4 separate regions of the Mus musculus genome follow, and all the other regions are linked to region 3. Evidence: chromatin loops called from intact Hi-C (ENCODE). Cell type or tissue: left cerebral cortex. All regions are shown on one strand.

Region 1 (8,000 bases), 360 kb after region 3:
TCTCACAGGTTAAATAAAAGCTCAACAATCTCACAAGATCAACCTTTTTCAGAAATTAGTTACAAGGACTGGGTCTGACTCGGATATAAACTGGTGGTTTCTACAGTCCCTCCTCTGGTTCAGTAATATGCTATCATGCCTTATAGAACTTAAATACCTTACATATAACTAAGGATTCAACTAGGGAAGTTTCTTTCCCCAAGGAGGGGCATACCATCCCCCAGGCACAAAGATGAGCTTACCATGCAGCTAGCTTTCTGAACCTCTCATTATCATTTCATCTTTTGTCTTTTTGAGGACCCAGGATCACTGTGTAGTCCTGGCTGGCCTGAAAATCTCTAAAGACTAGCAGAACATTAAACTAAGAGTTCTTTCTCCTTCTGTTCTTAACATCTGCAACATTAGTGGATAAAATCTGATTTTCTCAGAATTTAAATGATTACAGTGGTAAATTCAATTTCTTCTGGTCTTAAGCCAAAAATCTCACCTGTTCAGTTCTTTCATGGGCCTATTAATCATTACCCACTTTTCTGAAGTTATGTGCACTGGTGCTTAGTTTCCGATTATGACTTGCAGATTCTACACGGTGTGCTGAGACACCCATAACTACTAGTTAAGTGTCAATGCTTACAGAATGGGAGAAGGGAAATATGTAGTATACACTGTGGCAGGTTTCAGAGCTCTTCATTTGTTTGCACATAAGGACTGGGGACACATGGCTTTTACGAAATGACATGTCTGTATAAAGACAAACAATTCTGCATTTAACTAAAATGTATTACAAACACTACTTCACAGCTGAGTGCTAAAGGATCTATGAATTATATGGCTTATAAAACAAGTTAACTTTTGTATTGCATTTCGTAGCAGCAAAACACAGTTACACAAGATACTCATCTAATGATTTGAGGAAGTTCTAACACAGGAGAAAGAACCACTAACGGGAAAACTTTAACTAAATATGAGATGAAGACACTGAGGGGCAAGATAGAAAACAAAGAAAGTGGCTCCTATAGTCAGTTGATCGCTAAACCCTTTTTTTTTTTTTTTTTTGGTTTTCGAGACAGGGTTTCTCTGTGTAGCCCTGGCTGTCCTCAAACTCAGAAATCCGCCTGCCTCTGCCTCCCGAGTGCTGGGACTAAAGGCATGCGCCACCACGCCCAGCTCCCTTCTGAACCTTTTTAACTTTTCACCGTATGTGTCTGAATGCTTTGCCTGTATGAATATACATCCGTGCACGATGCCTGAGGAGGGCAGAGCAGGCACAGCTCCACTGGCCCTGGAGTTCTGGATGGCTCTGCATCACCACTGGGTGCTAGGAATCAAATCCACAAGAGCAGCCTATGCCCTAACCACAGTGCTCTCTCCAGCCCCTCCCTACACTGAATTCTAAGAACTTTACACTAAAACTGGTAGCAGAACAATCTGTTGAGAAAGTTGTTCTCTTCAGAACAGATGCTTCAGGAGAGACACATACAAATGGAGAGGTGAGGGAAGGCACCCACCACAAACACAGATTTACCCTAGCAAACAACTGGATGACAGATGATGTACCCAGAATATCATGTCCACCGGGAACAATCTCTGCTGTGTTTGAAAACATGTCAGAACCTTTGAACAAATCTTGTCAAATCAATTGTTTATTACAGTATCCATCTTTGCTACAAAAATAGATTTTTTGTTTTTTGTTTTTTTTTGAGACAGGATCTTATCTATGTAGTCCAGGCTGGCACTGAATTTCAGATTTTCCTGTGTTACAGAAAATCAGGTACGCATATGGCCATACCGGGCTACTGACAGAATCCAGGCTTTGAGTTCCAGCTCTTATCTAAGTCTCTGGTCCTCTGTAAATCCTTACCAGAGGCAAATCTAGTAGCCTCAGTTAAATATGACTTAGGAAAAAAAAAATCACAAAACCAAGTTTTATTAAATATTTACTTGAAATAAAGTACTCACCAGCACTTCCAGGTGGTCTTTACTTTAAACTATCTCTTTTCACTATAGATTAGACTATTGTATTGATTCAGTACAGGATTTATTCCTGTTTTTTGAGATAGGGTCTAACTGAGTGGCTCAGCTCTCAGAGCTAGGATTGCAGCAAGTCACCAGACCTGGTTCAGCCTCGAGGGCTTTATTTTAGGAAACTCAGGTGTAAGGTCGCTGTGGAGGAAAGGTTAGATAGAGAGGGCTCAAGGCTGGGAAAGGGATGTCAAGGAACAGATGAGGTCTCTCGTAATAAACACTGGGAGAGCCGATGAGGCAGGAGGATCAAGAACAAAATTCCCAAAACACTATGAGAAGACAATTCACTTAGGCATGGGACAGGGGGCGAAGAGGCAGTGTGATGTTAAATAAATGTAATGGTTTACTTTGTAGAACGTTACTTTATCTTGCTGTATCATCATGCAATGCTGTTACTGTTAACTAACTACAAACGGGTTTCTCTATTTCTGCTCTGTTCACTCCACTTTGAGCAAGTGCTTTGGTTACTGTGATCTGGTAAGGCTGATGATATTTGTTGCTAGGCTCAATATTTTGCTATTAAAACTTCTGTGACAAGAGCACTTAAAATAATAAAACTACGGCAAACTCAAATTGCTTTAATGACTAACAAGACAGAAAAAACCCACCAAATCACAGGATGCACACCCTCTGTAAAGACAAGGACAGTTTAGCATTTGCAATACAATGCCTCTGGCTCGACAGACATCCTTGTTTGTTCTGGAGGGGGGTAGAATTTGAGTTCCCGGCTTGTGGGGGAAGGAGGGAGGGAGGGAGGGAGGGAGGGAGGGAGGGAGGGAGGGAGGGAAGGAAGAAAGAGGAAGGTGAGGTGTAGGAGAATGACTACCCCTTTTATATAATTTTGAGCTGCATGGGAAATCAGAGGTCAAAGTGGTTCCAATGGCTTCTAGCAGAGGGAACTACAGGGCTAAGGGACAATTAGGCTCCAAAGGGAGATCCTAGACTTGGGTAGACTCAATGCGAATTTGGTAAATCATTAAACCTTTTGCCACAACCTTTGTTCCACCACTGGGAACACCATCACAGCCCCAGTTTTTCCAGTGCAGAAACATTTCTATAGTTTTTAGTCAGCTGGTAGTAAAAAGACTACTGGACAGAACCGAGGCAGACAAAGGTCTAGTCCTGCAATTCTCAACCTGTGGGTCCCCCGTAACCCCTGAAGGGGTTGCATATCAAATATCCTGCCTATTAGATATTTACATAACTACTCCTAACAGTAGCAAAATTACAGTTATGAAGTTGCAATGAAATGAATCACTGTTCTAGTCTAACCTCTGCTCACTTGCCAATTCAACCTCCATCAAGACTCCTACTCAATACATTAAGTTTAAGCAACAGAAAAAAGGTGGTTTTTCTTTTAATAGTCTTTTTTTTTTTTAAAGCACCTTTAACGCTGTATGATTGTGTACTGTAGTGGAGAGAAAATGAAAAACGTATTTTTCTTCCCTAAAAAAAGGCTGTAAGCCAATCTACACACATCCCAAAAGTTTAAACCACAGGATACCCTGGTAACTACCAAATCTAACTGATTCAACTCCCTAAGGACTCTACCTTTTGCCTAGGCTCAATTCTGGTACTAGCCAGGACAAGAACACACCCCCAGGGCTATTTCATTCTATTGGCTGGCAGGCAGTTCTGTAGTCTACACCCTTTAGATTTAATGTCAGGTCGCCCTGTTTGTCAGAGACCTTACTCTGCTCGATATTTTACATTTTCCAAGGGGAGAAAAGAGGCACAACACAAAAAGCCATCAGTGTAAAATTATAATAATTTAGAAGATTAGTAAGCTGCGCTGGTTAATCAAACTTTCAAGATTCCAACTCCAAAAAGAAGATAATTTTTCTCTGTTCTTGTATCGTCGGCTGCTGGCGTTAAGGGTTCACGGTCTATGACATGACAGGCACCGAGGCTAAAGAAAAGCTGTACAGTGTCCTCAGTGAAGTCAGCATCAACACAAGCAGAGGCTTGGGGTGAAGACTTGCCCAGTAAAAAGGCTGGCATATTACGTGGTAGTTTTAGGGCGGAAAAAAAAAATCAGTATCCTCTAAGGCTGCCACACCCGAGGCGGGGGAGCCCGAAGCGGGGCACGGCCTGCAGAACTGGGCTGGGCCGAGTAGCGGCCCGGGCTACGGGAGTCTGGAGGGGAGGGAGGACAGAAAGGGGCCGGAGGGCGCTCACCTCCCTTGCAGGGCGTGCGGTGCTGGCTGTGCTGGGCCCGGTAGCCTTCGATGACCTCCCAGGAGCCGTCGTCGCGCCGGATGGGGAAGGAGAGGCTCAACACATGGTTGCAGGGCTTGATGATCCTCAGGATGCCGCGCACCCGGTTCCGCTTCTGCTCCTCGCTCTCCCGGGTCTTCAGGTCTTCCACCAGCTTGTCCTCTACGATGCTGGCGCCGCGGTCGAAGAAGCCCTCCACCATCTTGAAGAAGTTGGGGTCGTCTTCGCGGTCGGCGGCCGCTTCGCTGTAGTGGCGCCGGGCGACCGGCGTGAGCCCGGGTTGCGGGGCGGCGGAGGGCTGTCCGCGGGCCCAGCCCAGCAGCGCGGCTGAGTCTGCAGCCGCAGAGCCCAGGGCAGCGGGCCCGGCGCGGGACAGCAGCAGCGCTTCGCCCAGACGGCGGTACATGGCGGCGGCGGCGGGCTGAGGCGAGTGCGGCGGGAGCTGTAAAGACCGGAGCTCGCAGGCCTGGACCGCGGGGAGGAAGGGCTGGGCGCGAGCTGCCCTTTTAAGCCGCGGCTTCCTGCTTGTCTGGCTGTCCCCTCCCCTGCGCCGCTTGTCGCCCCACCGGGAGGACGGACTTCGGCGGCCGCGCGCCGCCCAGGGCGCTGGGCCTCGCCTCCGCCGCGGCCTTGCCCGGCCTCCAGGCGGCGGCGCGTGCGGCTGCGGCGGCGGGGGGCGCGCCTTTGCAGATGGGCTTGGTGCGCATGCTCGCGGGCGGGGGCGGGGCTAGCGTGGACGCGCGCGGGCTGCGGCCCGGAGGCCTGGGCTCCTGAGAGCGGTCGGACGCGGCCGCGGCCCGGAAGGTCGGTCCCGTGTGCACGCGCGGCGGCCTGGGAGGTGGAAGCGGACTGCAGGGAGGCCTCGCTGGCTGGCCAGCAGCCCCGGCCGCATGAGTCACCAGGCCCCTCCTTTCCGCCTTGGGCCGGAACGGTGTGCGGATCCGCTGCGCGGCCGGCCGGAGAGTGACGCCGCGCCGAAGCCGAAGAGGCGCGGGGCAAATCCCGACTCATCCCGAATCCGACTGTTGAGGAACCGGGAAAGCAAGAAGCCTCAGGACAGGAGGGAGGCCCTGACCCCACAGGCCTTTACTTTGCACAAGGTTTTAATTTGTTGTAGGCAACTTCAGCGATTTTGAGGTAAAACAGTTATGCAAAGCATTGTTGACTCTTTCGCGTGCCACTTTATTTTACCTTTTTTTTTTTTTGAAAAGTCAGGGCCCCTGTAGCCCAGGCTTGCCCAGAACTCATGGGAACTTGCCTGCTTCTGCTCCCCCAGCCCACTCCCCTGAGTGCTAGGATTACAGGCTTGAGTCAGCACACCCGCACATAGTTGTAACTCCACCATTGACTGAGTGTGTGCCCCTCTTTTGGAATCACGTCCTAAAGTAAACTAGAAATATAATGTCTCAGTATATATATTTAATTTCTGCGACTCACTTTATGGATCAGGCTGGCCTTGTCTGAGTGCCTGAGTGCTTAGATTAAAGGAATGTGACATCCTGTGTGTGTGTGTGTGTGTATATACACACACACATATATATACACACATATATATACATATATATATACATACACATATTATTTAAATGGTCTAGGATCTGATTACTAAGTTATAATTTTCACAATGGTAGCCAGGCTTGAGTGCTACACTCTGGGAACCCCAGAACCTGAGAGGTGGGGGCAGGAGGATAGAGTTTGATTCCAGCCTGGGCAACATGAGATACTCATTTTTCTCAAACAAAGCTACAAGAAAATCCAGTTGAACACACACACACACACACACTAACATCCTTTAAGTCAAGCTACCTATCACGTGCCACATTACTAGTAAAATCACCCCAGAGTGCCTTGGCGATTTTGTAAACCCTTGGACTTTGTGACACTATTCATCTCTTACATGACTTTATTCATCTACTAAGCATGAAAGAGAAATTCTTAGTTCTTAAAATGTTTTGTACACGTGAAGTGACAACCTAGACCAGTTAAGTTGCATTCATTTATCTCAGCGAACTCTAAAGCAATATTGAGCTTTCCTTCCCAGTGACTTATATCTTATCTTATTTGCTGAGTGATAACCGTTAACTGTATTTATTATGTATTAATATTAATTACATCAATATAAACAGTGGTTGATATAATAAAATATAGTTATATTTGTAATAAACAATAAATGATAACCATTAATTATATTTGTATTGTGTTTTTTTAGCAAAAAAGATTCTCCGGCCTGCAGCATGATTTTGGCTTGATGTGAAAAGATTAAGGTACCAAATTTCCTTTTCACTTGATAATATTATCACTCTATGATTTTATATTACACAAAACAAAACATTCTACCTAGAACCTAAAGTTTCAAAAGAATAAGACTCCCAAATCCTGAGGTTTAAGCATTAGCCTGACTAGTGTCTGTGAGCACATGGAAGCATATCTTTTGATATATTGTTGTTTTGAAACAAGAGTCTCACATTATAGCCAGGCGTGTCTGTAGCTCACTGTGTAGCTCAGTGGGATTGCCTGTTAAACTACCATATCAATTTTCTTTACTGATAGTCATAGCCTTAAAAAATGTTTAATAGCTGGGCGTGGTGGCTCACACCTTTCATCCCAGCACTTGGGAGGCAGAGGCAGGCGGATTTCTGAGTTCGAGGCCAGCCTGGTCTACAAAGTGAGTTCCAGGACAGCCAGGGCTACACAGAGAAACCCTGTCTCGAAAAAACAAACAAACAAACAAAAAACAAGAAATAAGTTTAATATTACTTTTTCTATGCTTTAGTTACCTAAATTGAAGACATTTTTCGAAGGGAGAAGAAATATAAAGAAATATAACTGTAGAAGTTATTTTATTTAAAAAAAATTCATATCTCTTGTGTGTTAGTATGTTAAAAATAGATAAGGTCTATGGTGCTGTCTGTAATCTCAGCACAGGAGGAATCAGGCTGAAGCAGGAGGATTGCCATGAATTTAGGCCACAACATTCATGTCACATAATGAACTCAATAGCCAGAAGGACACTGTCTTAAGGGGAGGAAGGGAGGAAGCAAACAAACTTAGAACTCTGAGAACCTGAGAATATAGTTTTTTATTAAAACATTTTAGTAATGTTTTAACATTACATGCAAGTTACACAAAATATAACATTACATGCAAGTTACACAAAATCTAACAATCTAATGTTTTAACATTACATGCAAGTTACACAAAATCTAACAATCTAATGTTTTAACATTACATGCAAGTTACACAAAATCTAACAATCTAATGTTTTAACATTACGTGCAAGTTACACAAAATCTTGGTAGGTTTTAAAAATTAGAGTGAGCAGGCATGTTAGCACATGCCCATGCTCTTTGGCAGAGTCAGGGTGATCTCTGATTTGGATTGGAGCCTGGGTTATATAGTGAGGAACCCTCCCCCCAACTCTCTCACATCCCCCAAGAGAAAGAGTGAACTTCTCCAGGCCCGCCTCTTTAACCCCTGTTTAGAACACAGATGGAGTTTTCCTTTCTTCCAGAAGGAGGTACTGTGACTCCTTACTTACAAGGACAGCCTGAGGCTTGGGGGCACATTGTTGGATGTTCCCCTATCTAATAAGTGGGCGAAGAGTCAAACTTCATATTTGACTCCAAAATTGTTATCTTTTCTTATCCAAAAAGCATATATTTGCTCTACTTAATTTTACATCTGACTGCTGTGTAAAGTAGACAAATAATATCCAAATTACAATTTAATTATGCATAGTAATTTCCATTTCAAAAGGAGAC
Region 2 (8,000 bases), 57 kb after region 3:
GGATTAAAGGCATGTACTACCTTGCCTGGGCCCAAGCTTTTCATGGCCACTGTGCCTCAAGATCTCCATGTCAAGATCCAGGTCAGAAACTTGTGTCTTCCAGCCTCAAGATCTGGATCACAGGTGTGCCCTCCAATTCTTTTTGTTGTTGTTGTTGTTGGGGTTTTTTTGTTATTTTTCTACACAAAGACAGGGTTTCTCTGTGTAGCCCTGGCTGTCCTGGAACTCATCGTCTGTAGACCAGGCTGGCCTCAAACTCAGCAATCCACCTGCCTCTGCCTCCCAAGTGCTGGGATTAAAGGTGTGTGCCTCCACTGCCCAGCTGAACCCTCCTGAATTCTTGCCTGTAGTTCATTCCAGATATCGTCAAGCTGACAAGGAATAGCCATCACAGTCCTCCTACCTCTGCTTCTCGAATGGCGTGGGATTCCAGAGGTGAGCTAGGCTCTTCTCACCATGTTCTATGAGGCTCAAATCTTTAATTTCCTGAAGAAAACTCATCTAATACTTGGTATGTTATCTGCAATCAATGTGTGTGTGTATGTGTGTGTGTGTGTGTGTGTATGTAGGTGTGTGTGTTTGTGTGCCACTGCACATTTATGGAGGTCAGACATTTTTTTTTCCATTTTTTATTAGGTATTTAACTCATTTACATTTCCAATGCTATACCAAAAGTCCCCCATATCCACCCACCCCCACTCCCCTGCCCACCCACTCCCCCTTTTTGGCCCTGGTATTCCCCTGTACTGGGGCATATAAAGTTTGCAAGTCCAATGGGCCTCTCTTTCCAGTGATGGCCGACTAGGCCATCTTTTGATATATATGCGAGGTCAGACATTTTGAGACTCAGTTCTTTACCACTGCCTTATTTTTGAAGCAGCGTCTCTTATTTCTGTAGCTGCACTGTCTGTGACATAGCTGGTCAGGTCTCCTGTCCCTGCCTGTTCGAGTACTGGGATCACATGCAGGAGCCACATTATTCATTACTACTACTACTACTACTACTACTACTACTATTACCACTACTACTGTGATTCTGGGAATCAGACCCAGATCACCAGTTTGTATAACAAATGTTTTAATCCACCAATCCATTTCAGCAGCTTTTCAATCATGTTTTATATCCATCTTATTGGAAATAGCAGTTAAACTCATTTTTTTTGTCATTAAAAATATCAATTACTTTTCCTCCTGGGAGATCTTATAGCAGTGCTGTTCCCACCGGGAAAGAAAGTGACTTATTAGCATAAAAGTTAAAAGGAAAGCTTGTTTGAAGCTTAGAAACTGAGGCTTGGCTCAACTGTTCCACGGTAGACAGAGCTGCTGTAGGAGAACTTCCTGACTTGACTGCAGTCTCTCTCTCTCTCTCTCTCTCTCTCTCTCTCTCACACACACACACACACACACACACACACACACACACACACACACACACGCCAATCTCCTTGCTCCACATTCAGGTATCAGCGCAGAACGCAGAAGTACACCATCTGGTTTGAGCCAATAGCTCCGTATTAACTTGGAGGCTAATTACATATAACCTGCCTGCACAGGGCTGTACCCAAAGGCTTGTGTCAAGGGCGTGCCTTGATCTGATTGCGACATCCCTCTTTAATCCCTCCCCTTCATTGTTTCAAAGACAAGGTCTCCCTATCCAGTAGCCTTGGCTGCCCTGGAATTCTCTGTGCAGGCTGGGCCCCGTGGAAATCAGCTGCCTCTGCCTCCCAGGTGCAGAGACTGCAAGCACGTGCCACCAGGCTTGACTAAATAGACATTTTCTTCTTCAAAACTAATTGTTTAGAATCGAACAGAGCCCAAAGCCAGGCTAGAGGGGAAAGCGCTTTGTCTCCTGTAAATTCCACCTTCCCTCTCCCCTTGTCATCGTGTTTCCTGCGGTTTCACCTTGAAATAAGGAAACAAAAGCTTCCCTGTACCACGGCAATTGTGTGGCCATGGAATACACTAAATGAAGAGTGACCTGTGCTCCCTAACTGGGGTGAGCAAAGGTAACTTGGAGGCTGGACATAGGGAAACAGTAGTGTCCAACCCCACCCCTACCCCCTTCCACCTCACCCACCCACCCTCCGACAGCCCTCACCTACCATGCTAAGCTGCTTGGAGAAGCCAGTCTCAAACCTCAGCCTTGGAGGAAAATCGCTACAGGTTCAGCATAGATGTCTGAGACCCAGTCTTCAACAAACCAACAAAACCCAAAAGCTTAGCCAGTCCATCTCCACTTTGGGTTTTGATTTGCCAAAATGAATTTAGTTAAAACATTTGAATATGAACTGCAACCCCATTCGAGTTAAGTTCTAAAGAGAGTATGTAAAAAAACACGGATTTTACAAAATTATTGATTGATTGATTTAGAGATAGAATCCAGTTATATGGTTCCGACTGGCCCAGTACTGCTGTGCAGACCAGGGTGGCCTCAAACTTGCAACAGTCCTAAGTCAGGCGCCAGGATGTTAGCCATAGATAGATACATTAGATAGATGCATATGCCACTATGGAAACTAATCGACTTTGTCTTACCTGTAAGTATTTAGTAACGATGTATCTACTGGGTATTAACTGTCTCTACTGCAAACCTGAGCCCTCCCATTTTACAGACACTGTGGAGAATGACTGACTTCTGGCTTGCCATGGCTCCTTCCTTCCTGGCTGAAGTTAGCAGAGGAGAACCCCTCATCCCACACTATCCCCACCTCCTCCAGCCCACCAGGAAGGACCCTTTTCACAGACATAGTCATTGAGCCTTGAGAGCTCCTGAGACAAGGTCAAATACAAGCTGGAAACTTGGGACATGAGGTCTAACCCCAGAAAGGCACAGCAAAAGGATAGGGGTCCCCTTGTCTGCCTTTCCCGGTGGCAAGAGGGGCTAATTGGAACAACTAATGTTATTCAGAATGTTCTAGTTGTCCTAACACCAGGAGCTTAGGTTAAGTGCTGTAAAACCAGCAAACAGCACCTCACCGGGATGTGACAGAGCACCTACACAGAGTGGCCCACTTTATACACCTGGGCCAGCTGACAGACGCCACCAGCCCTCAGCTACCAGAGTCCCCACTCCTAGGAAATCTGAAAACTGAAAACCTTCCCAGAAGCACACCCCGGCTCCAAGTGCTCTGGGCAGGAGGTACCACCAGAGATGTCCTGTCCTAGAATGGGCTACTGCTGAATCAGCTGCTGGCCTCCTCCCCTGGGTCCTTCCGATGGAGCCTGTTATTCCTTGCTCTTCTGCCGAAGCAAGTAATTATGTCTATTATTGGAGCAAGTAATTTGTTATCTAAGCATTTGTTCCACTGTGGGCTCCTGGAGGGCAGGAACTATTTCTTTGTGTTTTTACAGTTTTTTTTTTTTGTTTCAAAATATTTACTTTATTTTTAAACTTTTTTGTTTTTAAAACGTTTCAATTGAAATAGAATTACATCACATCCCCCTCCCTTTCTCACCCAGCCGCCCTGCGCTAAATTGATAGCCTCTTTTTCTTTGATTATGTTTGTCACATACAGAAGCCGTCTGTAACTATAGCTTGGAAGCAGCTGGCACAGCACTAGAGAGAGGAGTGGAGCCCTCTACCTAACGAATCCCTTTAGCGCCCCCTGTCCTGAGATGCGGCAGTGCCACCCAGTGGCAGGCTGGGTGTACTGAGGCTACTTATGCAGTCCCTTTCCAAAAAGCAGGGTTCACCTGGAGAGCTGCCCCCCCATACACACCCTCCTCAGCCAAGGCCAACAAGAACACAAGTGGCAGAGAGATGTGTTCTGTGCCTTTGGACTTTGGAGGTATAATGAGCGGCCCTTGAAAGGGTCCCTAGCGTCTTCCCCCTGGCAAGGCCTCCATTTTCCTGTTTCTAGTCAGCCAAACTCAGTCTCTGGGATGGGGAATGTAACTCAAAGCCTTTGCCTAGTATTCACAAAATCCTGGGGCTGAGCCCTAGCACTGCATAAAACCAGGTGTGGTCATGCATGCCTGCAACTGAGGCGGTAGATACAACAGAGAAGAAAGGTCTCCTGGAAATGGAACATTTGAGATGTTGGGAAGACCTCTTCAGATAGCAGGCATGGAATCTACTTTTGAAGGAACTCAGGAGTCTCCACTCCTGTGGTAGACCCTTACTTGTGACTATGGAGGCAAACTCCAACTTGGACCAGGGAGGGACACTGAAAACACCTAGACAGAGCCCAACAGGAGTCAGCGGCACAGAAAAGCACAGTTATTATCTGTGAACAGGTTTTTTGAAGCCTTTTTACTAGAAGCTGGTAGACCCCTCTCCTTGAATCTGCAAGTTTGCTTCTGAAGTTGGGCTTGTGGACAGTAGGCACAGCCATTAGCACACTGTCCCTCCGAGAGACTGCTTCTCTTTGTGTTCTTATGTCCCTTTCTTACCTGTCACTTGATCCTCCCCATATTTCATTCTTATTTTATCCCGTGTGTGTGTGTGTGTGTGTGTGTGTGTGCCCGCCCTGCACGTGTGTCATGGTATGGGGGGGGGGGGTGTCAGAGTTCAACCAACATGTGGGTGGTGGGTAGGGAGGCTTCACCTCTGTGAAAACAGAGGTGCGGCCTTTCCCATCTCTGCAGCCTGGGTAGCCAGCCTATCCACACTTCACTTTTCAGAGCCGTGGTGGTCCTCTCTGGGTGGACTGAGGAGCCTCTGTAGGTAGGATGTTCCTGTGGGTGGAACTCTCCAGGATCCACCACTCAGACCCTGAAGCAGATGGGCCCCCTGCGTGTAAAGTTGGCACATGATGTTCCCAAGGGCAACCCAAGGCTGGGTGGGACCTGTGTGGCCAGGGAAGGGAGCCTCAGTACACCAGGTAAATACTTCCCTACGCCCCAAATCCTCAAAGGAATTCTTTGTTTCTGCACTCCTGTGTTGACTTAGCTGAGGAATGCAGGGTGTCGCAGAGAAATGCTCACTGGCTTGTTTTTTTGTGGCTTGCTCAATTTTCTTATATAATTGGCTGGACCCTCCCACCTCAATCATCAATCAAGGTGTTCATACATATTAAAAAAAAAAAAACTAAGGGACCTCCCAGGTAGTCTCAGAATAATTAACCACCCACAGAACAGCACTAGGCAGATCTCCCCTCCTGTCTTCTCAGAGTCTGTCTCTGCTTTGGTCCCTGAGTGATGACTAGCTTGTGAAGCCTAGTTCCATTCACGAGTCACAAAGCATTGCTTCTCCTGTTCCCTATTCCAGACTCAGTATCCTTCACTTTGTATAGAAGGCGGAGCTGATAGCAGAAGTCCTTGGAGAGGAGGGCTAGTGAGGTGACTCAGCAGGTGAAGATGCTGGCTGCCCTACCAAACTACTAGTCCGTGTGGGACTGTCCTCGGGGCGATGCGGAAGTGCCTGCACTGCCGGAGGTAAACAAGTTCCTGCCCCCACCGAAACAGGAGCAAACAGGAGGTTCACGTTCCCACCGCTTTGCAACACTGTTTCAGTACCTCCCCTCCCCCTCTTTCCCAGGCGCTAGCTGATGGAGGCCAACACCAAAGAATGACCATCATCTCCCCCACCAACGCTGGCGAACCTTTCTCTTTTCTCCTGGGTAATAATACTGTGTCCCAGGCTTGCTCAGCGGGTGGCCATAGGAGTCTGGGAGACCCGGTCCAGTGGACAGGGTTTTGGGGTTCCGCTTAGAGTTGCTTCAGTCTATAGAAAGCTGAGCCGGGCTCTGCCTCTTCTATCGCATGACCCCCACCCGGTGGTGGTGTCCCCAAGAGGAGATCACCCGGATTCCCCCCACCCCCTTCTACCTCTGCGCAGAGGGAACGCTGCTACTTTCGGAGTTGTACTCCTTGGTCCGGGATATTCCTAGACCCTGCGCCTGAGGGGCTGGGAGCGCAGCGCTTTGTTATTCAGCCGGAAAGATGCCCCAAGAATTAAAAGACTTTATAAAATGTAGGTTGACTACACCACCTGCACCTGCCTTCATTGTTGCTCTCTCACAGAATTTCAGAAATGCGCTAGGCCTCCTGGTGCATGCCTATAATCCGAAGGCAGGACTCCTGGGGTTTGAGGCCCTGTGACACGTAGAAAGACCTTGTTTCAAGAAATTTAGAAATACCAGCATATTAAAGACGCCTCCCCCCCCCCAAAAAAAAGACATATCCAAAACTATGGGTCTTTGGGCTTTTGTACGACTCCTATTAGGAGTTACGAACACGTGTGAAATTACCTCAGATAGGGGACCAAAAACAAACGAAACAACATTGCTCCTAAATCCAACTTGTTGAGCAAATAAGTAAATTACAGTCTGGGAACTGATACTCTCAGAAGAGGGGGGAAAATCACATCTATATTAAAGATTTTGCAATACCAATTAACTGATTAGAACTTTGTGATTTGGAGAGTTGGAATGTTGCAGAGCCAAATTTCTTGGACTACTTCAGTGCCCTTAGTAAACATTCATTATCCATCTTTGTCTAACATCTTTACATCTTTGAGGCAGTCATGTGAAGCCTTTTAAGAAGTGTTGACTTACTCGATCGCTAGTTTCTATCTACCTGAAGCTAACAGTGTCACTCACTGTTAAATTACTTCTGGTGTCTATATCTGAGGTTTTTCTACTGGGTCCCTGGTCACCTGCTTTCCCCATGGAGGCATCTAACAGTGTCTTGGTTTATGATTTCCTTTGGTCTATTACCATAAAATTTGCATGAAACTTGTATATCCTCCCTCTTCCAGACAAAAGTGTCTTAAGACCTGTTGCAGATGAATGGCAATCCCTGGACCCTTGCTAGTGCCCGCTAGACTCGCTGCCCCCCCCAACCCCTCCCCTTACACAAACTAGGTCAGAGTAGAACACTGTTCACAGCCACACAGAGTAGAACATTTGTCACAGAGGGCTTAACACATCCCAGGCACTGAAAGGCTTGAAAATAAGCAGACTGTAGAAGAGATAAACTCACGCATAGTCTTGACTGAGAAATAAACAACTGTAAGTGGCAGATGACATTAAAGCCTGCACCACTTTAGTGTTTGGCACATGTAGAAAAGAAGGGAGGAGCCTGCGCACTGGGTTCTAAGAACTGTTTTCTGCGCTCCTCAGCACGCTGGCATTGGTCTGAGACTGCACCAGACTTTGTAAAATGATCTGCCTCTTCACTCCTTATAGAAAGTGGGGTCTTATTCTTCACATCAAATATAGCACTTCTTTTTAAGTTTATGGAAGTACACTGTCACTGTCTTTAGACACATCAGAAGAGGGTATCGGATCCTATTACAGATGGTTGTGAGCCACTATGTGGTTGCTGGGAACTGAACTCAGGACCTCTAGAAGAGCAGTCAGTGCTCTTAACCGCTGAGCCATCTCTCCAGCCCACATGTAGACTTTCTACTTAGGGTTTTTTGTTATGGCACATTTGATTACTTTGTAGTCACAAAACACTTTTTTTCCTCTCTCTCTCTTTTTTTTTCCAGCATGCCCCTAAAAATATATAAAATTTGCAATTTTTATGTATAGTGCCTTATTTAATATGCATTTTAATGAGGTAACAGTGGCTGCTTGAAATTATTTATTTGTAAGTCAATTTATAATGGAATTTTAAAAAATACTAGGAGATTAGCTAAATAAAATATGCTGCTCTCACAGGGTAAGACATTTTATAGCCATCAGCAATAAATACTAAGACCTAAGAGAATAGACATAGAGAAATAATCATTGCACACTGAGAAGTGAAGCTGGTCAATGGCAGGATGGCGCTGCTTTCCTGGAAAAATATTAACTAGCCTCCCAGGACCATACACAACTGGTGGGTTTACTCGCTGATCTATACCTGTCTATACTTCTGAACTCTTATCAAATGAGTATTTGTTAGTTCAGTAACAAAAAGTGCATGACAAAATAAAATACCATAAATGAAAGCAAATGCCCTGCTTATGTGACAATAGAAATTCTATCAATGTAAATGATGCATTGTTTGGATTGAAGAAGTCTTTATGAATAGCTAGGAAGTGTTGGCCTCTTTTCTATGGGTATTTTCAC
Region 3 (8,000 bases):
GGACTCATTTTGCAGACCAGGCTGGCCTCCAACTCTTTAAAGTTTTAAGCTCTTTTACAAGGGGACTGTAGAAATAATATAGCAGTTAAGAGCACTGGCTTCTCTTCCAAAGGACCCAGGTTCAGTTCCCAGTACACACATGGTGTCTAACTCTAGTAGATCCACCTGCCTCTGCCCCCTAAGAGCTGGAATTAAAAGCAAGCACTACAATGCCCATCAAGCACTTGGCTCTTTTAGGGTGCTAATGAGATGGCTCAGTTGGGGTGCTTGCAACGCAAGCCTAGCAACCTGCATTTATCTCTAGAACCCACAAAAACATGGAAAGAAACAACTATACAAAGTTGCCCTTTTTTTCCAAACACTCCATGCACACAAGTAATAAATTAGAATTTCATTATCACAAAAGTAGCTTTAAAAAGGCCTTCTTGGCTTATAGGAACATCAAAACTTACCTGAAGTTAGCAACTTAGTGCAACTACTTTTGTTTGCGTTGTCTTCTGGAATTCTACTTATGCTCTTCTCTTTCCCAATTAAAGTATCCTCCACAAGTAAGCATCTGTCGGAAGCAAAACTGTCTTCACCCACCACATGACTACATTTGCTATTAGCTTCAAATACAGAAGTGACTTCTTCCAGCTGAGCAGCCTCACTAGATTCTGAGTAAGATGAACCCTTACCCTGGGCTAAATTTTTTGAAGAAACAGGTAGAGACTCATCATCACTATCAAAACCAAAGGGATCTCCAGTATCTTCTTCTTCTACTTTAGGTTTCTTCGGAATTTCTTGAATATCTGGTTTGAAATTGGGCCTCTTCTGCCCTAATTTAGCCATAAATGTGGTCTCACCCCATTTTGTACTAAGAGTAGTCCGTTTGTTGGAAAAAACTTCATCAAATTTTGAACTGCCATTTCCTCCTTTCCTACTGTAAGTTTTTCCAAATCTGGATGTCATTTTGACACCTGTTTCATATTCCCTGTGAAAAGAAATTTAAGAAAATATAATCAGCAAATTTTTAACAAGTTTTAAGCACTCTATAAAAATAAGACCCTAGGACTTCCTTATATAGTTTTCAACATTCAGCACACAAACTTTGAAACTAGTCTGAATAAGTGAGCTGAAGAGGTTCGTTTTCCATCCTTTACTTCCATACATCAGGTTTGGTGGTGTTTTGGCTTGTTTTTACAATAAGGACATATTCATATGAAACTTACAATGTTTAAAAAAAAAAAGCTTACTACTAACCAACTCACAATGCAATACCTACAAATCTAACTTAAAACATGCAAATTCCATATCTTCATACACAACTTAATCAGAATAGTGTAAACACCCAAAAACAAAATCTTTAGTCACAATATATTAAGTTTTCCAGGATCTAAACAATGTCAGTTGGCCAAACTTAGTTCTTTGACATTTTTACAGCTCCTCATAAAGGGTTAGAAAAACTTATTTTCTCATAGAGTACAATCTGTAGCTTCTACCCAAGCTTAAAGATTCTGATTCTTAGACTAAAGTGATTTTAACTGACTTTAAAAAGCTCCTTCAATGGTCATCTCCCTAAACTCAAGAAACCATTCTTCTACTTCCTGTATCTCATTGCTGAGTAACATCTTTCTGAAGTTGGAGAACTCCATTTTACAAAGGTACATGATTTATTATTATAAAATAGAAATATATAGCCTTGATTTTCCTCTTCAATTTACAAACTCATTTACCTGATTTACCCAAAAATATACTGAAAAAATTTTACAAGAAAAGTCAAAAAAAAAAATCAAACACTTTAAAAAATATAAGGTATAGTGCTTTTATAGCACAATCAATCATTATCCATTTCTTAACACTTTGGCCTTCTGCAGTTTAAATATCAATTTATCAATTCTAGGGGGAAGGTAAGCAATTACTTAAGGGCTTGGAAAATCTTCATTACTTGGAAACTTACAATAAGAATAATATTTAACTTATATTTTCAAATATTTTTGAGCTACACTTTTAGTATTTCTATTAAGTTCTTATAACTTAACGAATCACTATCCAATTTAGTTCAGCAAATATTCAGAAGACAACTCACCACCACCCTAATGTTTGAAAGGAAAACAACTCTGATCAGATAAAATAATAATTTAGTCATCGTACACATCTGTGCTAAAAGAAATTTTAGCTTTCCTCAGAGAGTTTCCATTTTGTAGTTCTGAACACTAACAAGCTTCATTGTCTTTCTTGTTAAGTATAGCCTATTAAACAAAACCAAGTGTAATTGGGCAGCTGCCAAAGGCAAGAAAAGTCATTTCTTTAAGCTGACTACAGACACGCAGACCTACACACATATATACATTCCAACAAAGTTGGAATGTTTTGGGCACACATACATGGCAATCATCTAAAAATGCTGACTAAAGCCAAAAAAAAAAAAAAATCTAGACTTGATCTTCTTTATGACATCTGAAAAACTCACCGTAAAAAACAGTAAAGCATTCACTGTGCAAGATTAAGATCTGCAAATGAATATATGATACTGAGCTAAGTAATAAGACAACTGTATTTTTAAAAGATCACGTCTCAGAAATATTCGCTGATGTATTAACATCATTAAATATTGATGAAATATCAGTGATTTTTTTAATATTAAGGAATGGGGAGCGTACTGATTAGAAAATATGGTTGAGTTATTATGTACAGAATCCAGGAGATATGAGTACAAGAGTTACGTGATTGCTTTTACTGTTTTCCATAACGTCCATTTTAAAAAGTCAGCAGACTACTGCGATGGCATTATCTAAGCTTAACATATGTACAAATTCAGCATATATATTTGGCATGACGTTTTACGCACATTTCAGACACACTATCTTGTTCTGGCTTCAAATTTCACCAACAGTCCTAACTAAAAAGGAAAAGAAGGTTCACAACTGATTGTTTTCGATTTGGGAGGCCTTCGCTTCATCCCAAAGCCCAGCTGACTTTTGATGGAAGTGCACTGCGATTTAAATTAGGGAAAGGGTATACAAAACAACCAACCAACCTCCTTACACTGAAGCTGTAAAGAAACCTAGCCACTTCCAGGAAAGACACCCAAGGTAATGCATTAGGGGGGCTTCAATAAAGAGAGGAGAGTGGAATGGGCAAACAGAAACCCTCACCTGAGGCTGCGAGTGCGCCCGGAGGCTGGAGCCGAGACACCCCTCGGGCTGGACACTCACGCAACTTTTCTCCTCCCAACCCCCACAGCCTAGGAAAGGGATGTCGCTTCGGACGCCCCGGAAGCTTCTGCTACCGAGTCCCCGAAGCAAGGCCTCTCGGTGACGGCTAGAGGCGGAGGAGACGACGGGGAAAAAGAATTCGGGACTCAAATCAACCGGACCGGGTTTGGAAAAGAGAAGTCAAATCAAGTAGCCGGAGAAGAACTCAAAAGGCAAAATTAAGAGGTGGGAAGGGAAAGAGTTTCTTGCGATCCTCCGGTGCCCAACTTCCTTAGAAGCCAGGTGAGCAACGAGCCTCGCGCCGCCCCTGCCGCCTCCACCCGCCCCAACTCACTCCGGGCCTAGGCAGCCGCCCGAGACCTCACTTACCCTCGGCGCCTGGCGGGTGCTTTGGCCTCGGGCCGCCTCCGCCTCTCCGGCTCCCAACGGCCCGCGGGCGGGCGCGGGAGCCCCGCGCGAGAGACCAGTGCCGACCGGTGCCACCGAGAGGGGCGAGGGGCTCTGCTGCCGTCACAGTCCGCGGCTCCGCTTCGGTAAATAGGAAGCTCGGGCGACAGGGGGGGTGGGGGGTGAGCGGCGGCCCCGCAACTTCCCTCCCCACCTCAGGCGCGCCGGCCGGACAGGGCCTAGGCCTCCCTGGCGGCCGCCGCCGGTGCCGAGCCCGCTACGTGCCCCCGCTGGGCCGCCGCCGCCTTCTGCGCCGCCGCCTCCGCCGGTGAATGGTCAGCGCTGGAGTTTGAACAGGGCCCTGAACCATCTCAACGCCATTTGCGCTCCCGGCCCCCCACCTCCTTCCTCCAACAGCCGCTCGCTCCGTCACTCCGCTTCCCACAGGCCCCGCGCGGCCGCCCGACTCCGCAGCCAATCGTACGGCCTCTTACTCAAACCGCCGCGCAGGCGCCGCGCCCCGCACGCGCCGGCTACCACCATTGGTCGGACCGCGTGGCCCGACGGGAGTTGTAGTTCTCTCTTCCGCAAGGTCCTGGTGTCTAAAGCCCGGTTCCGGAGCTGGCGAACGGTATAGGTTCTGGCTAAGGGCCTGCTGGACTTCACCGACTCCGGAGCCAGTCCCAGTTCCTAGCCACGCGACGAGACGCAGGTGCAGCGCGGGAAGGCTCGCGGCACAGTGCAGGCAGCTGTGTCAATCGTTTCCCCTCCAGGGACCCTCCGGTGTCTAGGGACAGAGACTTGTGCAGCTGCGCCGAGCCTGCTGGGCCACCGCCCGGACCTTGGAGGCGGGGAACTTGGGGCCGCCTTTGACCTGGTCTGACGGTGCGAGAGAGCCAACGCAGGTAAACGAGCAGCGAAACCTGGAGCAGTCGGGTGCTGGTCTCCTCGCAGCCGGGATCCGCTTCAGCCGGCCACTTCATCCTCTCTCTCCTTTCTTGTTCAGTCCCCACTACGGAGTTCTGTCCCCTACCTGTTAGCAATGACACCCCACACCCCCACCCCACCCCCGCTCCCCGAGTATTTTATGTTACTAAGGAATTATCGTCATCCTTATCGAACGTGCTTACGGTAATGTGGCTTTAAATTTAAAACACACACACACACACACACACACACTAAAGTGTTGATAGGTAAAATGATCCAATACGTTTATTTTGTTTTAGACTAAGCCTCTGGAAACTGGGAAAGAAGGGAATAAATTAACTGAGGATGTCCTTCGATGTTGGAGCTGTGGGATATGTACACATATGCTATCATACCAGTATTTATGTCTCAAATTGTTCATAATAAAGTTTTGGTTTGGGGGGGACGGATTGTTTGTTTTGGTTTGGGTTTTCAACTAACTAGTCCCGGACAAGAAGGTAGTGAATGATGGACGGAGTATTTTTAAGTTTTCTTCTGCAGAGACTTTTTTTCATGTCAGTGAATCACCTGGTTGAGAAACTTGGAGAGGTTTTATTTTAAACCTTCAATGAGAAAATAGCTTTCTAAAACAGTTTCCCTTAGGAGAAGTGAGTGGTCAGTCATTGGCCTTGCAGCTAATGGAGACTCATCTGAGAAATTAGAAAACTACTAATTGCTTTTAGTGAAAAGACAACCTCTTCTGCCAGATTTGCTTTTAAAGACTCCTCAAATTTCAAGCTCCCTCCACTGTAGTCAATGGATTTTTCCAACAAAGCTAAAAAGGAAAAATAAAAACTTCTGACTGAGAGGATAAGTTAATAGTAGAGTTTTTCTCCAGCATGCCCTTGGTTAGATGCCCTTGGCACTCCCTTCTGCCACCCTCTTAAAAATAAAAAACATGAGCACTTCCCAATAGGAATTTAAGGTGGATTTTCAACACTTGAATTGTTTTCCTTTTGATCCTAAGTTCATAACTTACATTCTTGCATTTGCAGTTTCCCCAGTATCAGCCTGACTGACTTCACAGCAGGCCATCGCCTCTTAACTTATGCTAAGGAACCAGTCTTGCACTATATATGGTATACATATATGACCTATTTGGGCCAATTTTGTCTTTTTAATCAGCAGCTTAGGATATTGTTTTATCATTTGTTTGAAGATGGCAGGCAGAGGTGCAGTCTGCACTTAGGTTAATTATTTAGATGACATGGTGGTGGGTGCTAATTAGAGGGTAATTATCATCAGAGGGAAAAGGTAAGATCAAAAAGCCAAAAGAGGTAGAGAGGGGTAGTTGCAAGATCTTCCTGGAGGAGGTTCCAAAACCAAGAGAAATATCCTCTGGCCTAGCCCTGCTAGTATTCTGCACTTAGTGGGTTTTGAAGCTGAGTGAAGCAAAAGTGGAAAGGTTAATTAAAGAAACAGTCTTTGGCACCCTTTATAGGGTCCTTATCTTAAGTGATAGAACTTAGTTGTGTCTAAATTCCTACTACTGAAAGAATGACCCGATGTCAGTATCTAAGCATAACCCTTGACCTTGCTGGGAAGGGATAATTCCCAGCCTCGCCCCAACCCCAGACATCTGCAGATTAGTGGGAGTCCCCCAGGCAATGGGTTCACACATCAGAGTTTGACAAGCACTGGTTTATATAGTAGATCCACAACATGTAATCCACCGAGGATGGGTGAGAAAGGGAAGAGCAATCCCAGTCCTTCTGAGTTTAAGGTAGGAGCTTTAAGCATCCCAAGCCAGTCTGGATTCAGATATGGAAGGGAAAACTGGGCTTGGCCTATAACTTGGTGATAGAGTACTTGCCTGTCATAAACAAGCACAAGAGTCAAGAACCTAATATGCATCAAGTATGCAGCTAGGGCTTTTAGGGGATTCATTTGTGCCCTAGACTGTCCTCCTCATTATGCAGGAAAGGGTATATAGGAAGGCTGGCACTGCAACTAACAAAGGAATAATCTCAACTTTATTGATAGGTATGGATATTCTTTTTTTTTTTCTTTTCTTTTTTTTTTTTTTTTTTTTTTTTTTTTGGTTTTTGGAGACAGGGTTTCTCTGTGTAGCCCTGGCTGCTGTCCTGGTACTCACTCTGTAGACCAGGCTGGCCTCGAACTCAGAAATCTGCCTACCTCTGCCTCCCAAGTGCTGAGATTACAGGTGTGCGCCACCACGCCCGGCTGCATGTATGGATACTCTTAAATGTAGCAGAAGTTATACATGAAACCAGGTATAGATACACGGACTGTAGCACCTGCAGTCAGGAAGCTGAAGAAGGAGGATCGTAGCCAGCCTCATGGTGAGGAAGTGGGAAAAGAAGTACATGATTTATGAAGTGAAATGGTGAGTTAGCCACGTGACTACCTAGCAGCGCTGTGCTGGAGCTCTCTACCTTCTGGGGCCTTGTATCATGACTGACAGATTATGCCAACTCTAGGGCTTATCTTGAGGAGAGTTCAGACTCTTGTGACCCAGAAGACTGTACCACAACCTTACCCTCTTGCCTCCTCAGTCCATGGAAAGCCAATGCTCCCCTGCCCTGATCCTGAGTGCCACACAAGAATGGGATAATGGACGCCATACAGGCCAGAAGCTTTTCATTGTGTTGCTTGAGTCCTGACATATTTCTCCATTTCTTTGGTTAGTTGGTCAGTGGGTTGGTTGGTTTTGAGACAGAACCACACAGGGCTCAATACAGCCTTGGACTCTTGCCCCTTCTGTCTCCACTCCCAAATTCTTTAATTATAGGTGTGTGCAGCCATACTCTGATAACGTTTGACTCAGAAACAGCTCTTTTCTCCTCTGCAGTCCTCACCCAGATGACATGTGGTGCTCACCTGATCAAAAAGACTAAGCATTTCCTTCATCTAATGCTCTTCTCCTAGCTCAGATATCTAGGGGTTTCCCCCCAAGGTCATAGTTAAGTAACAAACAAGAATCCTGGGTCTCAGCCCAGTTTGTATCCTTTGATGCTACAGGCTTCCCTTCTGTGTGCTGCCTAGGGAAGACGAGACCCCACCCCCACCCCCCAGAGTCTAGTTCAGTACACTGAAAAAAAGAAGTGACCACATGAGCACCATTTTTTTTCCTTTGCTCTGGGATGTGGGAAAAAATTATAAAGTGCACATTTGCATCTTGTAGAGCTCGAATTGCAGAGGACTCCAGGATGTGTGCTAGCCCCTGCCCTTACCTGTCGACACGTAGCTCCTCCTCTTTCCACTCTGCACACACACCCACTATTCACAGAAGCTCCTACTCCCACCCCCGCATGTGGCTTGTCTCATACCAGGCCTTTCCATTCATTTCCATTAGATGTCCAATGAATCTGAAAGGGGCTAGGGGGACTCACTCAAGGTCCAACAGATGCTAAGCAGTGCTCCTCCTCCAATGAGCTTGTGGCCCCGACCCTAAGTAGCCTATTTAAAACTACCATAGTCCCTCCAATC
Region 4 (8,000 bases), 170 kb after region 3:
AAACCCTAAAGGGTGGAGGGGTTCTGTTCATAAACTAAATAAATTCGGATAATAAAAAGCAACATAAAGAAAACGAGCGCCTGGAGTATTAATATAGAATAGGTGATTAGAAAGTGTTCTGAAGCCTGGTTGACAGCAAAGGCCTTCAGTTCCAGCACTTGGGAGGCAGAGGCCAGCTTGGTCTACAGAGCAAGTTCCTAGACAGCCAGGGCTACACAGAGAAACCCAGTTTCAAAAAAATAAAACAAAGGTAGCCGGCGCATTGTGGCGCACGCCTTTAATCCCAGCACTCGGGAGGCAGAGGCAGGCGGATTTCTGAGTTCGAGGCCAGCCTGGTCTACAAAGTGAGTTCCAGGACAGCCAGAGCTACACAGAGAAACCTTGTCTCAAAAAACCAAAAAAAAAAAAAAAAAAAAAGTGTTGTGGAGGAGCTGGGAGCTATCAGTATCAGGTAGGAATGCTTCCTGGTTTGCTTAGGCAACAAATGCCAGTTTTAGAACCTGGGATAAAACTGACTGCCCAGAGGAAAAGGCTCATTTCTAGTCCCTTCTATTAACCTACTTAAAGGAATTCTACGGCATTACAGAATGTTAAATTGGACCTTGAAGTGTTGCCTTTGACTTTGGGGGCCAGACCATACGTGTCCAGATGTCTCCTTGGGCTTCTGGCTCTGTTCATTTAGTGGGCAGGCAAACCGGAGAAACAGGCTGGCATGCTGATACATGCCAGGAACCCAAAAGCAAACCATGTCCTGGCCCAGTTCACTTGGCTGTGGACTGTGATGTGCTAAGGAGTTAAGTCTGGGTACTAGGTGAGTTGATTTAAGGAGAACGTGAGAAAGCCAAGCTACAGTCCCAAACACTTGAAAAGGATCTTTTTTTTGTGGAGAAGAAAGCTATGACTTAATAAAGCTCCGTGCCCACTTTGCTCTTATTTCAGTAGCATGTAACTCAAATCAGGCAACACCAGTGTGTGTATTCCAGTCTTGGTACACTAAAGCTCCAACCTGAGATTCTTGTCTATTTCACAGACTGATTCTAGCCCGCAAATCAAATTAGGATGCAGAAGTCACACCATTTGGTTCACTTGCCATGGTCTTCTCTGTCATAACACATGGATAGGCATAAGGCCTTTGGCCAACGAGTTCAAATCTCTTAGAACAAAAGGTCTGCTCTTTCTTTTCAAATTCAAGAGGGGTGGTATATAGAAATATCCGGAAAGAAAAGTCACCATTTTTAGTGGATGCAAGAAACCTCTCTGATATCACACTATTCCTTCAGTGCAGTGAGAATATTGCAATGACTCAAGACCCAGACAGCTCAGAAAAAAGACGAGAGAATGTGACTCAAATGTAACAAAAGACAATGGAGGCACTGATGGCCCTAAAGGCAAAAGCTGACGGAGGAGAAAGGGGGCACGAAGGACAGTTAGTTAAAACTAGAATATAAGGGACTGTACATATTTTCAGCTGAATATGAGGGAATACCGTGGGATCTAAGTTTTGTTTTGCTTTTTCCCTCCAGGCCAGAATGTGTGTAAATACACAAGTATGAAGTGCCTGGCACAGTTTCTTCCTTCACTCTTTCTTCTGTCTATTTTAAACAATTTCCCAAGAGATTTATAGTTTTCTCAGAAAAGTGAATTAACAGAACGAATACGAAATATTTGTTGAAATACTTAAACGGAAGAGGTTATATATTTAACGACTGGTTTAAAAAGGGATTATCTTTTCCTTCTTCATCCACAGGCCACTGAATACTTTTAAGGGCATTTTGCATGGCGAATGAGAGGGGAAAGGGAGAAAAGAGGTAGTGACAGTTCTTTGCATTTTTCTAAAAGGATGGAAAGAGCCTCGGGAGGGTATCCGAGGTCACTCGGCTGAGCCAAAGGTGGATTGAGAGTCGTATTTATAGTCCGCTGACTTCAGTTCAGCCGGCTCTCGCCGCTCCTTATCTTACGCCCGAGGAATTCGCAGGCCCGCGGATCACAAGCCACCCCAGCGGCGGGGCCCCCGGGCCGAAACCAGGCTTTCGCTACGTGATCCGGAGAACGCGTGCACCTCCACGTTCCTCCCGGCGGGCCAGAACCAGAGAGCACCGGGGGACGGGGAAGGGAGGGGGTGAGTAATGAATGCAGTGTGCCTTACATCTTTCTTTGCAACCACAACTACGAGACGGGCAACCGATCCCGCACCGGGAGCCTCGGTGCCCTCGGAGCCACCGGGCCGCTTCTCCCGTGGAGCCCGAGCTCCGGCTCTAGAAGGAGTGTGCCCGCATCGTCCACTTCACGCAGCTTTGCCCCAGTGGGCCCCTCCGTCACGCGTGCGGTGGCGGCGGCGGCGTGCGCTGAGGGGCGACCCCCTCCCCTCGGCAAACCTGGCGCCCCCGTGCCGGCGGCCGGGCCTCCTTCCCGGCAGAGGGGCGCCGAACTCCACGGGCCCTTCGGGCGCTTCCGCCGAGCTCTCGGCTCGGTTCGTGTCCGGGGCGGGGCCGGCGCCCCGGCGCGGGTGCGCGCAGAGCTGGCGGGCCCTTCCCAGTGCGCGCGCGCCGGCGCCTCTTGCTCGCCCGAGCCGCCCCTCCCCCCTCCCCCGCTGCCCCTCCCCCGCCCCGCGAACGAGCGAGCGTCCTCCGCGGCTGAGGCGGCAGAGATTGGAATCTGCTTGCCCGCCGCGCGGAGGAGGAGGAGGAGGAGGGCGGAGGGAGGAGGGAAGGGCGGGGAGGGAGGCTCGAGCTCCCGCGCGTCGGCCCCGCGCGAGACGACGACTGTACGGCCGCGCGAGGGGCGACCGGGCCCGGGCCGCTGCACGCCGAGGGCGGAGGCCGAGCCGGGCCCCGCCGCCCCGCGGCTGTCCGTGCCCGCCCGCGCCGAGCGCCGGAGGATGAGTTTCTCGGGATCCCGGTGAGTTGGCGGGTGGCGACGGAGTGCGGGTGCGCCGCGGGAGGCCGGCGAAGTTTGGGGGCGACGGTGGCGGCGCAGGGGAGGCCGCGACGCGCCTCCGCGGGGCCTGCGGGAGAGACCCCCCGGCCCCGCGGCCCGGCCCGCCCGCGCTTGCCCTTTTGTTCGCCTTCGCACCACTCCGGGGACGCTTCTGGAAGCCTTAAATGGGAACGGTGCTCTGCTCCCGCTCCGGAGCTGCGCGGCGGCTGCTGCGGGGACTGGGTCTCGGGACCCTGCTAGAGAACGAGAACGAAGCGTGTTCAGTGCGGGGACGGAGGCCGGGCGAAGTGCTCGGCCCGCCCGCCAACTTGGCTGCGGGAAGGCGCCGGGTTTCCCCCTCCGTCCCTGCGAGTTGGTTCACCTGTTGTTCTGCGCGGCCTCCGCTGCCATGTCTGTTGTGATTCTGCACTTCGATTTCGTAAAACTTTGTGCTGGGTTGCGTTACATCCCCCCAACCCCCGTTTCAGACTCCTAGCGGAAAGATCTGGCAAAGAAAAGGAAAATTAAAAATTAAAAAAAAAAAACCAAAACCAAAAATCCCAAACCTCCAACGCGGCAGGGAAGAAAAATAATAACGCCGTGTGTTAGTCGTGCCTGGCGTTTTTGTGACTTGTAAGTCGTGGTGTGGATCTTTTTCATTTGGTTAAAGAGCTGCAGGCTTTCTCTTTTAAACAGCTTACAAACCGTTCTGACTACATGATACGAACTTAGCACCGGTGTCACGCCATTTACTTCTTAAGATAACCCTGGTTATTGTATTCTTTGTTGCTTTAGAAGAGGAAACCGAGACGCAGAGGTTTAAATAACTTAGATAAGTGAGCCGGGATTGAACCCAGGGACGTCGTATTCAAGAGTATGGCCTTCTTACTAAAGCAAAATTGTGCAAAGACCTAGGAGCGTTGTCTAGTTATTCACGAACTCCTGTGTTGCTTCAGTTGTAAACCGACTTGTGTTTGCTCGTGAGGGGAAATTAAACTTCGAGATAAAATAAAAGGTAATTTAATGCTTATCATTGTTCTCGAACTAAAAGATGTTGAACAAAACTATCTTAGTTTTTGTTTTTTTGTTTTTTTTTTAGTGTCAGAACTAAACTATGAACACTTCTTGGGAACCCAGAGTTTATGGAAAACAGATTTAAAATTGGAATGGGTTTTTAATTAAACCTGTACTCTGTTTTATATCCTCGCCGCCGCCCCCCCCCCCCCAAATCTAGGGGGAGACCTTTTTAACTTTCTTTCCTTCTCCCTACCCTTTTAAGAGTGAAGAGTTCACTGGTTGATCTTTGGTTTGGATTTCTTCTCCATTCTATTTTCCTTCTAGAGGACCTCCTCCCACTTACTAGTTAACATTTTGATTCATTTCCTTTTCTTACCGATTGGGGCATGAATTATCCTCTCTGTTGTCTTGTTGTTTTTGTTGTTGTTGTTCCTGTTGTGTTGATACAGAGTTTCAATACATAGCTCAGGCTGGCCTTCAAGTGGCTGTAGACCAGGCTGGTATTGGATTTTTAAAAGTACACATGTACTTAGGATCTTATAGTTTACAAAAACTTTTCTATAATTTTGCTCTTCTCTCAGGCTGTTATATTTTCTTTTCAAATCATATTAACATTTTGAAGTTTTTTCTTACAAAAGTAATAAATAGTCACTAAAGAGAAATTGCAAAATAGAGCAAAATTGAAGTAAGATTAGAGTGCAGTCATCCATAACCCGTCCTGTGGAGGCTGCCAGGAGTGGACTTATTTTTCCTGCTCCGACTCTGGTGACCATCCATCGACTTAACTCCTTGTTGACAGGATTTCACATTCACAAAGGAGCTGTAGCTTAGTCCCATCTAAACACTGGACTTCTCACCCTTAAAACAGAACCTTGCCATGTTTTCATCAGTGTTTCATTGGAGGGATATGTGCTGTATTCTGACACACTAAGGGTGGGGGGCAACCACACATATTGTCCCTGGACCCGTGGAGCTTAAAGTCTAGTGGGGGAGACATGTGGAAGGATGAGTTCTATATAATTAAGTGTAATTGTGATGATAATTAAAGTGTAGGGTATTATACAGGCTTACAGTGGAGACCTGACCTGGTGCTGGTGCTGCTTAGAGAATCTAGGAAGACTTCTCTGAACATGTTACTTTGCATTCTGACATTTGTTAGGGAGAAGAATGAAGTGGGTGAAAAGGGGGCGTCAGTGCCATGGCGACCTTATTCCCCTTTGCCTTCTTTCTACCTCTGTTCTTCCTCCTTTCTCTTAACGATTTCCAGGTCTCACTTTTCCCATCACTTAAAAAAAAAAATGTTTCTTAGTCCCATGAATTGTTACATTCATTTCTGTGTGTATGCTTGCAGGAGTGAGCCTTTCCTTCTACCATGTGGGTCCTGGGTTCAAGTTCCGGTCCTCAGGCTTGGTTGGTGGCAGGCACCTTGACCTGCTGAGCTGTGTGGCTGGCCCGCCCATGAATTACTGTTCAGATTTTTCTGTCTGATTATTTCTCAAATCCTGATTCGTCTCTGAACTTGAGTCTTTCTGGTGCTTTATGTAAAACACTGTGCCTGGCAATGGAGCTTAGATGAGCTCTTCCCTAGCCCTGGCTGGCTTACGGTGCTCTGTCCCTGCTAATGGAGCAAGCCTAACTCTTTCCCCAGGCCTTCCCATCCAGTCTGTAGGCAACAGCTATACATGCTGCTTTCTTTCCTGATACCCTGACTTTCTTTGTATTCCTGCCAACTCTGATACAAGTCTTAGTTTGTGTTAGTACAGGGAATTATAATTGTCACAGAATCATAGAGTAGCTTTCCTTCTTGCTCTCTTTTCAGGAGCAGTTTGAACTGGGATTGTTGTCCTTGAATGGCTGGCATATACATACATACATAGATACATACATACATATATACATACACATATATGTGTGTATACATATATGTGTGTGTGTGTATCTGTGTATGTATGTATGTATATGTGTGTGTGTGTGTGTGTGTGTGTGGAGGAAGGGGGTTTGTGGAAAAAAATAGTGTATATATTTTTTTTCTTGATTGATTGTGTGCCTTTGTGGGCACATGTGTGGAGGTTACAGGAGATTTCATAGGAATCAGTTCTCTCTACCACGTGGGGTCTGGGTATTGAACGCCACTGGGCAGGCTTGGTGGCTCGCACCTTTATCCCCGGGCCACCTCACTAGCCCCAAGTAGTGTTTTGTTTTTGTTTTTTGTTTCTTGTTTTTGTTTTTTATCTTAGGAGTTTAAAACAGCCCTTAAACAACCACATAGAGGTTTCTGGGCCCGGGCTGCAGTCAGTGGTAGAGTGCACACTTGTATAGATATGAAGCCCTTGGGTTCAGTCTTCAATACCAAAGATCATAGGGAGAAAAAAAAAAGGAGGCTCTTTTGGGAAATTTTTCTGTATGGATCTGGAATTCATAGAGATTTGGGCTGGAGGAAGACAATCTGGAGTGATTATCATATAGATTGTGTATTTTGACAGCAAGATTGATTGGGTAGTTCTCAAAAGTGACTTTCTTGCAGTTTGACAAGCCCAATGTACATTAAGGGAAGAAAAGCCCTATCCCCACCATATTAAAAAGAAACCTAGAAATGAGTGTGACTGAATCTAGTGGTGTAATTGGATTCTGTCATTTTGGTGGGTTTTTTTGTTTGCTTGTTTGTTTTGTTTTTTTGTCAGTACATTTTCTGGCAGAAGAGGGTCACTGGTAACTAACTATGAGCTTACCTGGGCCTGCCTACTTTCAGGAGAAAGGAAACCTTTTCTAGTTGCATAAATCTGTTTCCTACAGAGATGATTATGCGTGGAGTGTCTGGGCCTTCCTTATCCACTTCCTTACCCACTTCTCTCTCAAGATCTTTTCAGCACCACCTGTAGTGGTCCTTCTAGAACCACGTGGGTTGGGCCAATGGTAGTTTTCCTAAAGATAGCTCTGGAGAGAGAAGGCAAAATCCATTTGGTTCTTAGCCTTCTAAGGGTAATTCTTTTAGAATCTGAAGAAATACAAAATAATTTTGGAGCAATCTCATGGTTATACTATGGACTTCTTCCCAGGTTCTACTGATATATTTAGCAAAGATCACAAGCAATAGCAGCTTAAGGCCTGAGTAAAGAGGTTGACAGCAAGCAGTTGTCTAACTGTAGTTAGTTAAGATCTACATAGGGGACGTTGCAGGGATCTTACATTAGTAGATAACAAGGAAACCTGGCTTGTCTACCACACATCTGTTCTAGAATGTGATTTGTAGAGTAAGGATGTTTGTGATGTGTTCAGCAGTTTAAAACATTTTTTTTACAATTATGAGAGCAATATATCTAGTATGGATAATTTGAGAACTATAAAAAATTATCCAAAAAGCAGTAAGACTTTGAGTTTCCCATTTGGTGAAAATGTCTGGCACTGTTTGTTTCTATTGCAGTGTAGCGCTGCAGTCTTGGATATCACAAGAACCTGTTGGAATCTGTTGGTTTCTTGTCTCAAAAGTCAAAGAGAACATGTGAACTCTCAGGTCATTTTCCCATTGCAGAGAAAGAAAGGAAAGGAAGAGGGCTCATCTTGATGTAAACCTGAGTTCTAGGAAGGGATCCACATGCCGGAGGGACAGAACCTACCCCTACGAGTTGTCCTTTTACCCCCATGAGTGTAGTGCACTGCTGCTCAATGTAGTAAAAACAAAACAAGACAAAACAAAAAAACAAAAAAAAAGGAAGGAAGAAAACTTCCATGACTTCAGTGCAGAGCAGTTAGTTGCTGATATTGCTGATTATGCTTTGGGTCCTGATGTGGCATTGCTGGGTTTCTGACTTTTGCCAGAAAAGCCGCTCATTTAGCCTTGGCAGTGTTTCCAAGTAAGAAAGAGCTTATGACCAGTGATGTTCTCTTGGTGAAGAAAAAGTACTTACAGATTACTGAAATCGTTTTACTCATCATTTGTCCTTGTTAAATGTTTTTCTTTGGCTTATTAGCTTACAGTACAAAATCTAAATCATCCAAGACTGCCTTTCTCTGGCTCAGTCTGCATTTCCTTAGGCATTTACTTCCTACTATTTTGTTGTTAGCCTAAG

Evidence for each region. Peaks named below come from ENCODE experiments on the same cell type or tissue, not always from the same donor. Only the 100,000 strongest peaks of a DNase experiment are listed, where the experiment ranks them.
Region 1: a loop joins it to region 3, with 5 times the contacts of the local background. A loop is called at or near these places in 4 of 42 quality-filtered maps.
Region 2: a loop joins it to region 3, with 2.1 times the contacts of the local background. A loop is called at or near these places in 15 of 42 quality-filtered maps.
Region 4: a loop joins it to region 3, with 4 times the contacts of the local background. A loop is called at or near these places in 3 of 42 quality-filtered maps.

Annotation. Positions count from the first base shown.
Region 1 is chr14:34,307,543-34,315,542 of GRCm38, reverse strand. It overlaps Shld2 (shieldin complex subunit 2), which reads left to right and starts at 5,026. Exons shown (of 10, transcript NM_001360074.1): 1 at 5,026-5,376; 2 at 6,449-6,503. Glud1 (glutamate dehydrogenase 1) reads right to left here and starts at 4,816. Exons shown (of 13, transcript NM_008133.4): 1 at 4,201-4,816. The coding sequence starts at 4,645. In left cerebral cortex, a CTCF peak has its summit at 4,842 (motif pointing right); DNase peaks (open chromatin) are centred at 3,105, 3,685, 4,072 and 4,894; H3K4me3 peaks cover 4,567 bases; H3K27ac peaks cover 3,205 bases.
Region 2 is chr14:34,612,628-34,620,627 of GRCm38, reverse strand. Gm52113 (a long non-coding RNA gene) reads left to right here and starts at 276. Exons shown (of 3, transcript XR_003951117.1): 1 at 276-511; 2 at 5,210-5,376; 3 at 5,480-6,017. In left cerebral cortex, a CTCF peak has its summit at 3,632 (motif pointing left); DNase peaks (open chromatin) are centred at 3,613 and 5,272.
Region 3 is chr14:34,669,927-34,677,926 of GRCm38, reverse strand. Wapl (WAPL cohesin release factor) reads right to left here and starts at 3,999. Exons shown (of 19, transcript NM_001004436.4): 1 at 3,567-3,999; 2 at 453-973. The coding sequence starts at 951. It overlaps 5830448L01Rik (RIKEN cDNA 5830448L01 gene), which reads left to right and starts at 3,259. Exons shown (of 1, transcript NR_165636.1): 1 at 3,259-4,956. In left cerebral cortex, no CTCF peak of the experiment used is centred here; DNase peaks (open chromatin) are centred at 3,269, 3,526 and 4,095; H3K4me3 peaks cover 2,808 bases; H3K27ac peaks cover 1,370 bases.
Region 4 is chr14:34,497,293-34,505,292 of GRCm38, reverse strand. Bmpr1a (bone morphogenetic protein receptor, type 1A) reads left to right here and starts at 2,747. Exons shown (of 13, transcript NM_009758.4): 1 at 2,747-2,898. In left cerebral cortex, a CTCF peak has its summit at 3,426; DNase peaks (open chromatin) are centred at 2,452, 2,916, 3,227, 3,722 and 2 more places; H3K4me3 peaks cover 3,315 bases; H3K27ac peaks cover 2,488 bases.